Linked DNA regions of Homo sapiens: regions 1 and 2 are each linked to region 3. Evidence: chromatin contacts called from ENCODE Hi-C or POLR2A ChIA-PET data. All regions are on one chromosome and are shown on one strand. Each heading gives the region's core, a stretch centred on a gene start or an enhancer-like site at or near the end of the contact. The rest is flanking DNA. Distances are from core to core; before and after follow the strand shown. Region 1 holds the start of LIPK (lipase family member K). Region 2 has its middle 10 kb from the start of LIPM. Region 3 holds the start of LIPN (lipase family member N).

What was found. A loop is a pair of places that touch in the nucleus more often than their neighbours do. ChIA-PET counts read pairs that join two places held with the same protein, here RNA polymerase II (POLR2A). Pooled maps may share reads with other maps.
Region 1: a loop to region 3 is called in a map with no recorded cell type, with 2.7 times the contacts of the local background. The contact joins the promoter of LIPK here to the promoter of LIPN in region 3. A Hi-C loop is called at or near these places in 3 of 168 maps with a recorded cell type or tissue (Calu3, IMR-90 and endothelial cell of umbilical vein), 1 of 37 single-sample maps with no recorded cell type and 7 of 50 pooled maps. POLR2A ChIA-PET finds 5 or more read pairs at or near these places in 6 of 52 experiments (BJ, Caco-2, PC-9 and 3 more).
Region 2: a loop to region 3 is called in a map of CD14-positive monocyte, with 11 times the contacts of the local background. The contact joins the enhancer-like site here to the promoter of LIPN in region 3. A Hi-C loop is called at or near these places in 5 of 168 maps with a recorded cell type or tissue (CD14-positive monocyte, GM12878, HCT116 and 1 more) and 8 of 50 pooled maps. POLR2A ChIA-PET finds 5 or more read pairs at or near these places in 2 of 52 experiments (AG04449 and activated T-cell).

Annotation. Positions count from the first base shown.
Region 1 is chr10:88,704,231-88,708,717 of GRCh38, forward strand. It overlaps LIPK (lipase family member K), which reads left to right and starts at 2,019. Exons shown (of 10, transcript NM_001080518.2): 1 at 2,019-2,090.
Region 2 is chr10:88,790,023-88,794,537 of GRCh38, forward strand. No RefSeq gene overlaps it. Among named protein-coding and RNA genes, the nearest start is that of LIPM, 10 kb to the right of the region's middle. Within about 2 kb of position 2,894, at least 3 of the 41 ENCODE cell types and tissues checked have a DNase peak (open chromatin) inside an H3K27ac peak, as active enhancers do; they include CD14-positive monocyte, where a contact is called at or near this core.
Region 3 is chr10:88,757,525-88,761,796 of GRCh38, forward strand. LIPN (lipase family member N) reads left to right here and starts at 2,496. Exons shown (of 10, transcript NM_001102469.2): 1 at 2,496-2,582; 2 at 3,874-3,989. The coding sequence starts at 3,882. RefSeq lists an enhancer at 1,651-2,850.

The sequences.
Region 1 (4,487 bases), core at 769-3,268, 54 kb before region 3:
TGACCTATGACCAAAAAATTCTCATTCCTAGATGTATGGCATGCACACTATTCCATCGTGGGGCATATAAATGCTGACATATTTAATGGTGCAGAATTTAAGGGAATGAAATTATCGGTCATTGGGGAATAGGACAGTTTAAAGGTGGAGGTTTTACAGTAAGAAGTAACAAACAACATATGCTTAATGCAACATGTTGGATTCTCACAAGCCAGGCCTGCTTTATAGATGTGTGAAATATGCAACTCTAGAGGATTAGAAGGTGTGGTTAGAAGGCCCTCACACTTAGACACTTTGTTGTCATCATCTTTAAATTATTATTCATAAGAAGTCCCATATTTAAAATTTGGCACTGGGCCCCACAAATTATGGAGACAATCCAGTTCACAGGCATAATGTACAGTAAGAAAAGTAGGAAACAATGAGATTTATAATAAAATAATATATGAAAATCTCATATATGCTATATACTTTACAGTGATATGGTCACTCTTTAGGATAAACTAGAGATTGAATGAAAGTAGGGATCAGGGACAAAGGTCAAAATAAATTAAATAAAATTTATAAAAGAATAAACAAAGCAGTAAAGGGTCCTTATATGGATGAATAACCCATTCAGTGTAAAAGTGCCCCAAACTACAATGATTTGGATTTCCTGTGGGTAGGAATGCATTGCAGAAAATGTTTGGCAAAATAGTTCAAGATCAACTATGTAATAATTGAAAATTCCATCGTTTCTTTTCTTTTTTCCCCAAGAATATCTGTGTTTTCTAGTATAGAAATGTTTGTATTTGCTAGCATAGACTAGATTCCAGCAGTTTGTATATTGCCAAAACATGAACTATCTTTCCAGTTGCTATGTTTTATTTCAGAGACTCAAATTGGCATGCCAGTAGAATGTACTACATTTTAAGTGGAATTATACATTAAAAATATAAGAATATAAAACGTTTCTCATAAATCAAGTAAATCTGTAAATAATTAAGTGGTTGAAACTATTATAGTAATGGAAGCAAAGCCAATTCCAACTACAATTTCCAATCAAACTGACTCTAATGGAACCTAATTAGTAACTGACACAATCCAAAGAAACTTGAAGGTATTTAAACTAACCTCATGCCACTAAGTCCTACCTGACTAAAATGCACGTTCTGATACAAGTGTGTTTGCAATTCTTTCCTATGCTCTGCGTGTATATAGACATGTCTGAACCAATGATGAAAATTCAGGAAATAATTCAGGAATACTCTTCCTCTTCAGATTACTTTGAAGCATGGAAAATATTAGTTTTGAGATCATTTTAGAAATTTGGTTGTTTTAATTTACCCAAACTGGACTTGTAATTACCCTTGTAATTTTCGATAATATAAATGCCCACTACTGAAAATAGAGCTCTATGCAGTTCTGGAATTCCAGATTATCTGATTTCAAACTTTCATGGAGTGCAGACACAAGACAGCTTACATGGCAAGAAAGAGATTGGTTGGAGAGTAGAAAAAAAAAGCCAGTTTTGTTTTTGTTTATTTGCCTTTAGCTAGCTAGAGATCTTGAAAGAATTGGATATACTATTTCCTACCAATTCTAATGCCCAATTTACATACCAAGGTAAAAGAAATTCAGAAAAGCCAAAGCAATAATTGACAATGTGGTAGCATTAGAAGTGATGCAGCTGGATGAGGCAGGAGGATGTGGCATTTTACAGAGATGCTCGTATGACTGGGGTCATTTCATCCACCCTTGGTGGAAATTATTTTCTAAGTAGAGAGTCTCAGATTCTGCTGAGAATCTTCCAATTCATCTGACCCTTGAGGCATGGAACATGAGGATTGGCTTGGCAGGAGTGAGAATTTTAGTCTCAATCACATTCTTTTTCATCACTGGCTAAGAACTCACCTAACAAGTTTACCTTAGTAGCATCTGTTATATTTGAAACCATGATTAATCTGCTTCCAGTTGAGAAATTTCTAGTTGCGCCATCTTTTGAGCTGTTTAAAACAGAGCATGTTCCACTGACAGTTGCCTCTGGAAGGATCTGGAATGCACCTGAAGCTCCCAGGACTTGAAGACAGACCTCCAAAGACTTGGATCAGGTAATGACTTTTCATCTATTTGCAGAGCCTGGATCATAGTGTATTAGTGAGACATAGGAAACCTTCAGAGGGACAGAACTTTACATGTTGATGATGAATATTGTATTTTGATTCTATCAGGTTAAGCAAGATACAGCAAGAGTATAATGTGACAACTTCAGATGGAGAGTCTTCTAGGTATGTTATGACAAGTTTTCCCTTTCAGAAAGCTGCAGCATCTAGAAAGCAGACATCACTATATTTGAACCTCAGTGAGAGGAGGTATCACAAGTCTACACTTGGAAAAATCTAGCAATAAATAATTTTATGAACCTCTCTTTTGAGTCTTGCATCTAGGGGTTTGGGAAATAATGTTTGGATAATGTTCTCAAAACCATTTACCATTTTTTAGGAAGCCCTTTATGTTCTCATTCCAATGGCCTTGAGTATGAATATTCTTTTTTATGATCAGGGTCATCTGCAGGGGAATATGAAGCAAAGTGACTGTCAAGAGTGACACAACTGCTTATGAAATCAATCATTTGTGGAGGACACACCATTCTCTTTTTCTGCTGCTTTGTAATAAATAGTTTGACTGGGAGAGGAGTGAAAATGTGGTTCACATTAATGTAGATGATATTTAAGAGTATCATGCTCCTGTCACCCTTTAAATTGCAGACCTGATTGGAAGCTAGAAAGATGAAGATGAGTCAACTGGATGGACTAATATTCCCTCTAGACATAGAGAGATTAAATAATTATTCTTTAATTCTATGTGTCAAAGCCAAACTGTTATTTTTTGTTTGTTTTTACAAAATAGTTATCCTTTGTTTTCTTTTTCTAGAAATAAGAAAGCAGTTTTTACCAGGCTTTCTTTGTGTCTGAAAACAGAAACCAACTCAAATATATAGCACCTTGGCATACTTAGCACTTCAGGCTGTAAATATGAGAGTATGGAACTGAGTTTTGGAATAACAATATGAAGTTAAAGTGCCATTTTACTCTAAAATGACTTGGTTTCATATTCCTTCACTGGACTATCCTGTCTCTCCCTTACTTTGTAAGGACATTGAGGGAAAAATTATTTCCTTCACTGCTCTTCCTTTGTGGTTTATTTTATTTAATTTTTGCCTTTAATTTGAAGGAACAATCTTTCAGACCCTATTTTACCAGGCAGGACAAGTGTTTTGTCCTTCATATTATCGAAGACATGTGAAATATAATGCTCTTTAAATGTTTGTTATTCATTTTTTTCTGCCTTGGCATTTTATTTCCCATTTATCCCAAGACTCTTGTTCTTTTCTGCTTGCCTCTAGGCTTAGAGCACAGAGCTACTGGCCTCTTAACCTATTTGAAAATTCCATCAAAGTTGCCTAGTCTTTCTTCCTGATTCAAATGTGCTAGGTGTTTAATTCTCAAATCTACAATTTTTAGGACTGGATATCCTATTAGGTAAAGATTTCCTTTCATTCACTTGTTAATAGTCTCCTCAGTCTTCCTGATTCATTGTCTTTCACCCTGTGGGTGGGGGAAAAACAGGGAAGCAATTTAAATCTAGTTTCTGACTAACCTGACCACTAATAGTTGTGAGTCACTCTGTTTTGGTAAGAGGTTAAAAGTATTAGAGCTTTATGAAGGATGCTGAGGTAGGAGCAAGACAGATCCTAAATCTCTGTAAACACCCAGTGGGTTTTTAGATTTAAAATGTCAGATAAAAAGGAAAAATGTGGCAGATGCAAAAACATTCTAATTGATAAACAACAGTCTTCTGGCAAACCCAGTCATTTGTATGGCTGCCAAGAATCTTTTAATAAACAAAAACTATGCGATACTGCTGAAATGATTATTACAAGATGGAAGTACTAAAACTTCTGAACTTTGCCCCTAAGAAGACATCTAGGACATTTACTCACAGGTCATTGAGTTTAAATTTATACATAATTATTTCTAAATGTCATAACCTTTGCTATTATTATAAGGATGATTCAAGCTAATAAATTCATCAAGAAAAATATATAACCAATAAGTAAATTAGTGGAAGAGAGAAAATGTTTATTCCCAGTGACCAAATATAACCATTTTCATTTTGGAGTAATTCTTCTAGTCTTTTGAAGACCATACTTTTTTGTTTATTTGTTTTAGAAGTTTAAAAACAATAAAAATTTAAAAATATATAACAGTTGCTTAAATATTATTTTTGCTTCTATAGTCCCAAAGTTTGCAAAACTCTGTAAGTGACTGCAAATTTTTAGGTTGGCATATAAAATTTATGTCATATTTTTAAATCATTGCTAAGGTGCACTTTATGGCACATTGTAAATATTAATAGTTTAAAATTAAATTGCTACACAATTTTCAAAATGAATCCAATAGAATAATGATTTGATGCCTAATATCATCCATTTAAAAATTCCCTTA
Region 2 (4,515 bases), core at 1,644-4,143, 33 kb after region 3:
AAATAGAAACTAACAAAAATTATAATTTCCTTTTCACCCAGAGAAACCTACTTGGTTAATATTTTGATAGATTTCTCTCTGGTCCCATTTCTGTTCATGTCCATTTATAATTGGAAAAGTATTCAATAAGTATTATTTAGCAGCCTTCGTTTTCTCTGTTAAAACATATTATGAACACTTTTGTACTACCTATAATATACCTCTATAATATTTTTGTAATGACTGAATATTTTGTTGTAAACACGAATTATAATTTCTATAACCAGTTCACTCACATGACTATTTATGCCACTTCCAATTTTTCACTATTTTCTTATAAATATTTTGGTTCACCACAGATGGCTCCTAAAAATAAATTTATGAGTTAGGAGTATTTAAATTTTTTACACACATTGCCAAATTTCCCATGAGGGAGTTATACAAATTTATCTATAAATAAGAATAATTTTAAAGGGAATTAATCGCAAATTTGAGTAAATATTAAAGAAGGAAATAAGTGGTAAACTTTTTTTGGGGAAAGAAAGAAAACCTTTTATTTTGTATTCATGTGTTAAGCAAGATAATCTGCTTGCCTTTTTGCCTTCCTCTTGACCTAACAATCTACTGGAGAAAGAGGGAAGAAAGAGATGCATGGAAATGGAGTAACTTCTTAAAGCGGAAAAAATAAGTGAGATTTTTTTTTTTTTCCCTAGAACAGTTAGATGGAAAACACTGTCAGGGCCAGGCACAGTGGCTCACACCTGTAATCGCAGCACTGTGGAAGGCCAAGGCAGGCAGATCGCTCTAGACCAGAAGTTTGAGGCCAGCCTCCTGGGCTCAAGGAGCAACATGGCAAAACCTGTCTCTGCAAAAAACACAAAAATTAGCCAGGCATGGTTTCATGCACCTGCAGTCCTAGATACTTGGGAGGCTGAAGTGGAAGGATCACATGAATGTGAGAGATTGAGGCTGTAGTGAGCTGTGATCACACCACTGCTCCAGCCTGTGCAACAGAGCAAGACCCTGCCTAAAACAAATTTAAAAACACAGTAAAATAAAAACAAAAACACTAGTAGTATCAGTGTTTTGGGGTGTCAGATAGGTTTTGTGGATGGACAAACCTCATTATGGCAAAATGTAGAAAGTCTTTTAGGCCTGCCTATTTCAAAATTCTCGTGGTACATAGCCAACCAACAATAGATCTGATGATTTAATCAATACAGAGATTCAATCTGTATAGCCTTAAAGTACATTTCTGCTTTGGCTGTCTACACAAATTGCTACATAGAGAACATCCAAATTACTCACTTGCTAAGTATTGATGTGGCAAAGCCCATGGCATCCACAGTAGCTGAGTACTAGTTCAGCTGGAGCTAAACCCAGCCCAGTAAAGTGTAATTACTACAGAGCATGGTCTACTGTTGAGATTGCCTGTTGCAGCCTTCTTTTATATTAATATTTTAACTGAAAAATGAGATAGAAGATTTCTAAGTAATCAGCTTCACTTCTAATTTTTTCTATCTCAAGCCTACAAACTGATATTCATCCTAATAATAACAATAAATAGCAACAACATCTTAAGTAGCTTCTGTACGCCAGGTGCCATGCTGTGCAACTCACACCTATATTTTACTTAGGCTTTACAACAGTGCTGTGAGGAAGATGCTGTTATTAGTCGTTTATGAGTGAGCAATCTGAAAACAGAAATGTGTCCAAGGGCCCACAGCTGGTGACAGGCAGAGCTGGAATTTGAACCCAGGTCTGTTGAACTCCACCCTTCTCTATTTTTTTTTTCTGTAGATGAGAAACTTTATTTTTTCCAGAGGACTGTTTATTGGATTTTTTTAAATTATGCTTTAAGTTCTAGGGTACAGGTGCACAACGTGCAGGTTTGTTACATATGTATACATGTGCCATGTTGGTAGCAAACTATCGCAAGGACAAAAAACCAAACACTGCATGTTCTCACTCATAGGTGGAAATTGAACAATGAGAACACTCAGACACAGGAAGGGGAACTCTACTGTATCTTGTAAGTGAGACTCCCTGCTAGGTGACCCTGTGGCTTTAAGGCTTCGTCTGGGATTCCCAGGCCCCAAACCAAGTCTGCACATCTTTGTGCCTGGCCCTCTAGTGGCCCTGGGAAAAAAGTTTTAAAGAAATCCAATGACAACTGGAGTCTTTTCTGATCCTTGATTGTCCCATCTTTCCTTAGGTATATTACAGGTTTGAAGGGATGGGAAAGGGGGAAACAATTTTCTTCTATATCTTTAAGGGCATTGTTTTTTTAAATTGTCTATAAAGTTTCTGGATTTTTTTGTTGTGCGTTTTGATTTATTTTGTTTGGTATGTATTAATGTGATTAAGAATAGGCTCTATTTCCTCTGTTGGAAAGATATGCCAGACATCACAGACAATCAAATAAACACTCTAGGTCAGGAACCTTTGGGGGAAAGCTTTTGGGAATGATATATGTCAACATTAGCGACAGTTAAAGGTAGGCAACATGCTGATACGTTCTGGAAATGGAGCTGAGACTCCCAAGGCCTCAATCCAAAAGCCAGAATGTGTTAAGGAGAGGCAATCTCTGAATACAGAGACACTTACCATTTACTTCTTTTAAAGGGCTGGGATGTCTCCTGAATGCTATGAGGTGCTTGAAAGGGCCTCTTCTTACCCGACTTGCTCTCTCTCATCTCTTCATTTCCTTCTGCCCCTTGCTTGCCTTAGCCTCCATCATGCTGAAGCTGATCTTAAACATTTGGGCAAGTTGTTTCCCTTTTCTTGGTCTGAGTTTACTCATCTGATCTGCCAGGGGTTTGTCAGCCTCAACACCACATAGTCCTGTGATGTAATAACTTTAAAAATCAGAGCAGGACAAAAGCAGAGTTGCACAACCTTGCCCTTCTGCCCCACACCAGCCAGGGAAACCGCAATGCCTGCCACTTCAGTGTCTGGGTGGTTCTCCCATCATATAGTTCCCCTCTTCCTCCGTAAAGGTTTGTGGTGCTTTGTGCTGCTTGCTGGCTGATCCTAAACCCTAAATTTGGAAGCCGCACAAGCCTGACTCCCCTCTAAGTGCTCCAGGACTAAAATAATTCCCAGCCATTTCTCTACTTCCTACTTCAAATTCGCAAAGGCTGAAAATACAAGTAGATATTTTCTAATTTTTTAAAAGGATCTAGATATAATGTCAGAGGAGAGAAGGATTATAGAAACCAACTTATCCAGGGACATATTTAGAAGCAAATCTTTTCAAACAAAAAATGTTGTAGAGGCTTCAACACATATAAAGTAAATGAGTAGCAGTAGTATATATTTATCATATACAATTCAAATTTATGACCTTCACATATCATGAAGTACAGTGATAAGGGTGACACTACTTCAGTGATCCCCAAAATTAGAAATGGTATTACAAATAACAGAACTTTGGTTATATCTGCCTAGACTTACACAGTAGTGCTTTGTTTTATTTGGCTATATGATATGATAGAATCTGCACAGATAAGTAGTTGAAGTCATAGTTGTTTTTAAACAAACATTTTAAACAACTTCAATTATCTTGTATAAGATAGCAAAGGAAGTTTTACTTGAAAGTTCTAGCAAGTTAGTGAATATGTGGCCACTGATGTTTTGCAATTTGATAATATAATATCCAATTTTTGGGATTAAAAGTGAAGCAAAATGCATCTATGTGCAGCATTAGGTGATTCACAGCATTTTCCAATTGGAATTCTGCAGACCAAATCCATGTGATCCTATTCTCTAGGCTTTGCTATATTTGTTAAATGCAAGCTGGTTTTACGATGCTTAATTAATATTTAAATCCACTTTGAGATCAAAGAAAACTGAACCAACATAAACTATCATTAGCTGTCACAGAAACGAGTAACTGGCATGGTTTTGTCTTCAATCCCTGTAGTTTCTCCTTACACATTTTAAAACCTCAAAGAGGTCATGGTTAGTATGAGTCACCATTTTACTACATTTTTGATGTGGTGAATATAGGAAAATCTTTAACCCTAAAAAAACTAGTCTTCTTTCACTTTCTTATTTTTATTTTTAATTTCTTCACTATCCTACTGCAGACATGAATCTTTCAGTTTCTGAGACCAAATTCCTCTCTGGAGAAAGAAGCCAAGCTGGGAGAATTTGTAGCATGGGGATTAGAGCTTCTCTTCCTGCAGGTAGCCTGCCTGTGAGTGTGGCACAGCACTGGCTCCCAAACTCAGCTCACCCTCAGAATCATTTGGTTCACCTCATGAAAATACAAAGTCCTAGGCCCCAAACCTGGAATCTTTGCTTCCGTGGGTCTGGAGTAGGACCTGAAATCATTACCATTAATTTGGTGTTTCTGATGATTCTGTGTCTGATTTTTTTTTTTAATATGAAAGGTAAAGTCATGGTTGAAAATTTGTTTCCACTTGGCATGACTAAAACCAGTGCTTTGAAAAGAACACACAATTATGATATGCCGTTGCTATCCAAAGGATTCAATGTCTGTTCTAGAGTTGGTGAGAATGAAAAATTTCA
Region 3 (4,272 bases), core at 1,246-3,745:
TAACTATGATTGATAGATCTTTTTGTCACTTCTCTCTTCTATTATAGCCATTATTGTTTTTAAAGATGGATGTAGTATAGATGTCACTGAAACAGAGATTCATTTTCACTAACACTAAAAGAAAGCATGTTCTACGCTAATATGTAATCTCAAAAACAACACTGTTTCTTGTAGTAATTATGAACATTCCCAACTTCGCTTTGAGTAAAGAGATGAAATTTTAAAATATAAAGTATTTTCTCTTAAGCAAAAGTGTGCTAATTAATAATTTTACACACACACATATAGACTTATGGACACTTATGGTTCTATTGAGCACTGTTTGAATTTTAGGATGCAAAATAAATTAGATAAATTATCTAGTGAGCAAGAGACAAAATCCAGGTTCTTGTTCATGCACAGTCTTTTTACTGTAGGGTGAAATTTGTCTCAAAAGTGTGAGGTTCAAATTATTTATTTTTCAAAATTCTCACTAGTTTCCATTTTGCTGGTTATGGCCTAACCTTTTTAACTTTGAGTTATTTTCAAGAGAAAATTTGAAAAAGCAGCCTTTGAGGAGAAAGAAGCAATCCAACAAACAAAAAGATAACCACACTGTAATAGGAAATGTGTTTTGAATAGGACATTGGAAGAAAAATAATAATCATTTTTACAGGTAGATCCCAAAGTCAAGGATCTATGTTCAACCATGTGTGTTCCACCATCTTCACAATTGAATGAGTAACCATCATTAAGCAGTTAGCTTAGGCCGTAATATGATTCTTGGACTGAGATTTCAAAAATACCACAGGCCTTCTGAAAGGTTACCCCTTTCTAGCTCCACTATCATCTAATTTTATTAAAAAAAAAAAAAAGGAAAAATTTGAGCTTCTAGAGAGTAGGGGCTACCATTTTGTATCCCACAGGGCCAAGGAACAAGTTTTAATGTATTCATTTAAATTAATTTCAGTATGAGTATTGAAATATATAATAGAAATATTGTAACATTATATATTTTCTATATACTTTTATTATATAGAAAATATATATTACAGAATATATTATTAAATATTGTAGAACAATATATAATACAGAAAAATATATAATACTCAGTAATATATTAAATACTTATTAAAATAGCAAGCTTATATAGGAAGAGTGATGGAGCATTGTGAGAAAGTTTCAGCTTTATTTCTTTGACATTACTTTGTTTCTGCACAAACAAAAGAATTACAGGAATTGTCCAGATTATTCAAATAACTCGAAGTTGAGGAGGGAATATAAGTCAATGATGTAGAAACTCTTTTAAGATTTGAGCTAGCCTACAATCTGTAAAGATCTGTGAAATTGAACTATATTTGTGCTATTTCCATATTAAGTCAAGGCAACAAATCAATATTAATAATAATAACATAGCACTTCTAGAACTTTCTAAAGAGTCCAATAAAGTTTTGTTAGAAAGGATTGTTTTTGAAGTTAAAAACCATGAGAAATTCCAGGAAAATCCACATACCTATGCCATCATACTATCAATCAGGGCAAAACATGCTTGAGTCTTTCATCAAGACTAAATGATTAAGGAGTGGTACATAACTTTTCCCTGTTCTGACTAGCTGAACACTTCCTTTTACTCCACATTTGTTTAATTGGCATGAAATTTCCCACTCCACTAAAACAGATCTTAGGATTTGGACAACACAAAATATCATTTTTTTTGAAAGGATTTGAGGATAAATCCAAACTAATAGAACTGAAACTTCTATATTATGCTGGGTAGCAACTTAGTTTTCCCTACCCTTCTTCATGCTGGGAGATGAAAGAGATTCAGTTACGGCTTAAGCTCCACAGGCATACAAAGTGAAGCAGAAAACTGAGGCACGTGTGCCTCCATTATCTGGTATCTCATGTGGGGCTTAGAGGTAAATTGTCGTTATTTGGCCTCCATTTCTGCCTTTAACCACTGGTGTAAACAAAGGTTACTGTGCCAAAGTTGACAGCAACCCAAATCCCTTTGGCATGTGAATTAGTTTCCTCTGCCATACTGCTAGTTCCAAATTCCTTCTGGTTTCAGGATTTAGGAGTCAGGGTTGCCTCATCTTCTCAAATGAGTTACAGTCACGCACATCCCTACGCACTGCATGGTTGGCACTAGTTCCTTGATATATGTTACTCCGTTTGATCCTCATGAAGGATCAAATGGGGAAGGGAGATACTATTGTCTCTGATTGTCCATTAAGATCTTGAGTATGTTCTACTTCCCTGTTTGACACACTGGTTTGAAAATGTTGCTAAGTCTTCCCAACAATGACAGATACTCAGTGGAAACATGAAGGATTCCGTCAAACTGGTTATTTTGCATCATGTAGACCACTATTTCCCAACCTGCAAGTGCATCATGGCCTTTGGTGTGTCAGGGACACGCCTTGGGTGTGTGTCTCAGTCTAAAGCTTCCTCCTTTTCACAAGCTTCCTGTTTCTCATCTCTCTAGCTTCTAACTGTCACTGTAATCATCTCTTACTCTTCAGCCTGATGTCAAAAGCAAAAGTTCAGAAGTTCCTCATCAATAAGGAGTCCTTGTGAGCAGGTGAAGCTCATCTAACTAGGTAAGATGAAGATCTATCATAACCAGGAGGCAGGTTGGAAGGTGCCAGTTGCACTGGCAGTCAGGTGCAAGAGCTCTGCAGTGAGGCTGCCTGAGTGTCCATCCTAGATCTCTCACCTCTTGGCTCTGTGACCTTGAGCAGGTCTTAAATCTCTCTAAGCCTTTGTTTTTTTAATTGATAAAATGAGGATAATAATAGTACCAAAATTAGGGAGATTTTCAGAGCTTAAATAACATACGTGAACTATTTAGAGTAATGCCTGCCATAAGGGGACTCAGTAGCTTATTATTAGTTTCATACAATTTGAAAAGTTTCATAATATTTGCAGATATAAGATGATCTTCAACCAGATAGCTAATGTATGCAAAGCTATTTAGCTTCAGAAGTAAACTCTGCATTTCTAGAAGTTAAATATTACTTTGTTATAGTGAATTATCTGTAATATTTATCTCTTGCTCACTTTTATAAGAAAAATAGTGAAAGCATTTATTAAGAACTTACACTGCACTAAATGTTATATATGACTTAATCCTCACTATAACCCTATGAGATAGGTTACATTATTGTCCTAATTTTACTAACAAGGAAACCAAGAGACAAAGCTACTAAAACACTTGCCTGAGGTTAGACATCTTCTTCTGTGGTGAGGCTGGATTTCAAATTTAGACCATTTGACTGTAGCACTTATATGATGAGCACGCTGTTTAGTGTTATAGTGTTGGTCTACCTTTGAATAGACATACTTTTAAACCATGGCAAGGAAGTGAGACTGCACATTGAAATACGCAAAATTTGCCTTTGGGTGCCACGTGAGAAATAATCACATCACTAGAAACTAATCATAAGCTTTTGTGTTTGGTTAAAGTTTTATTGATCCATTTTTCTTGTTTACTTTGTGGGATACTGGGCTTAACTAGGGGATACCTCCACTTTTTACTTGGCCATGGTATGAAAACCTGTCCTCTGAATCTTTAGATATTTTGTCAAATTGTAGGCAAACAAAGACTTAAAGCAATTCAACCTTGATTAAAATAAGACCAAAAATGCCTCCATACTTGATTAAATTTATTTCATTTTAGGAACTGGATTATAATCAAGACAACTTCTACATGAAAAAATAGATTAATAGTGCTCCAAGTTAGTTCACTGTATTTATTCCTTTTTATACATTATCTGCCTTCGGTGTTATTCAAGTTTTCATTAATCATTAATAATTTCACTAATCATTTTATTTCATTAATCAACATTGATAGTTAAAATTAATCTGTGAATATTAAATGTTTTATGCCAGGCATTTCTATGATGTGGCTGCTTTTAACAACAACTTGTTTGATCTGTGGAACTTTAAATGCTGGTGGATTCCTTGATTTGGAAAATGAAGTGAATCCTGAGGTGTGGATGAATACTGTAAGTCATGGAAAACTGTGAAGAACATCAAATAAAGCAGGACTAATGGAGTATGAGGTTACGAAAGGTCCTGTTGTAACAGAAAATCTCTGATAAAACAGATAAAATGTAGATGGTTTTTAACCTCTGCAAGAGTCAAGCTAGTTAGATCTTTGTCTGAAAAACAAATACTGTCCGGTAATGAAAACCAAATTGTGCTATTGTGCTATCTATCTATCTATCTATCTATCTATCTATCTATCTATCTATGTATCTATCTATCTATTTATCTATCTATCTATCT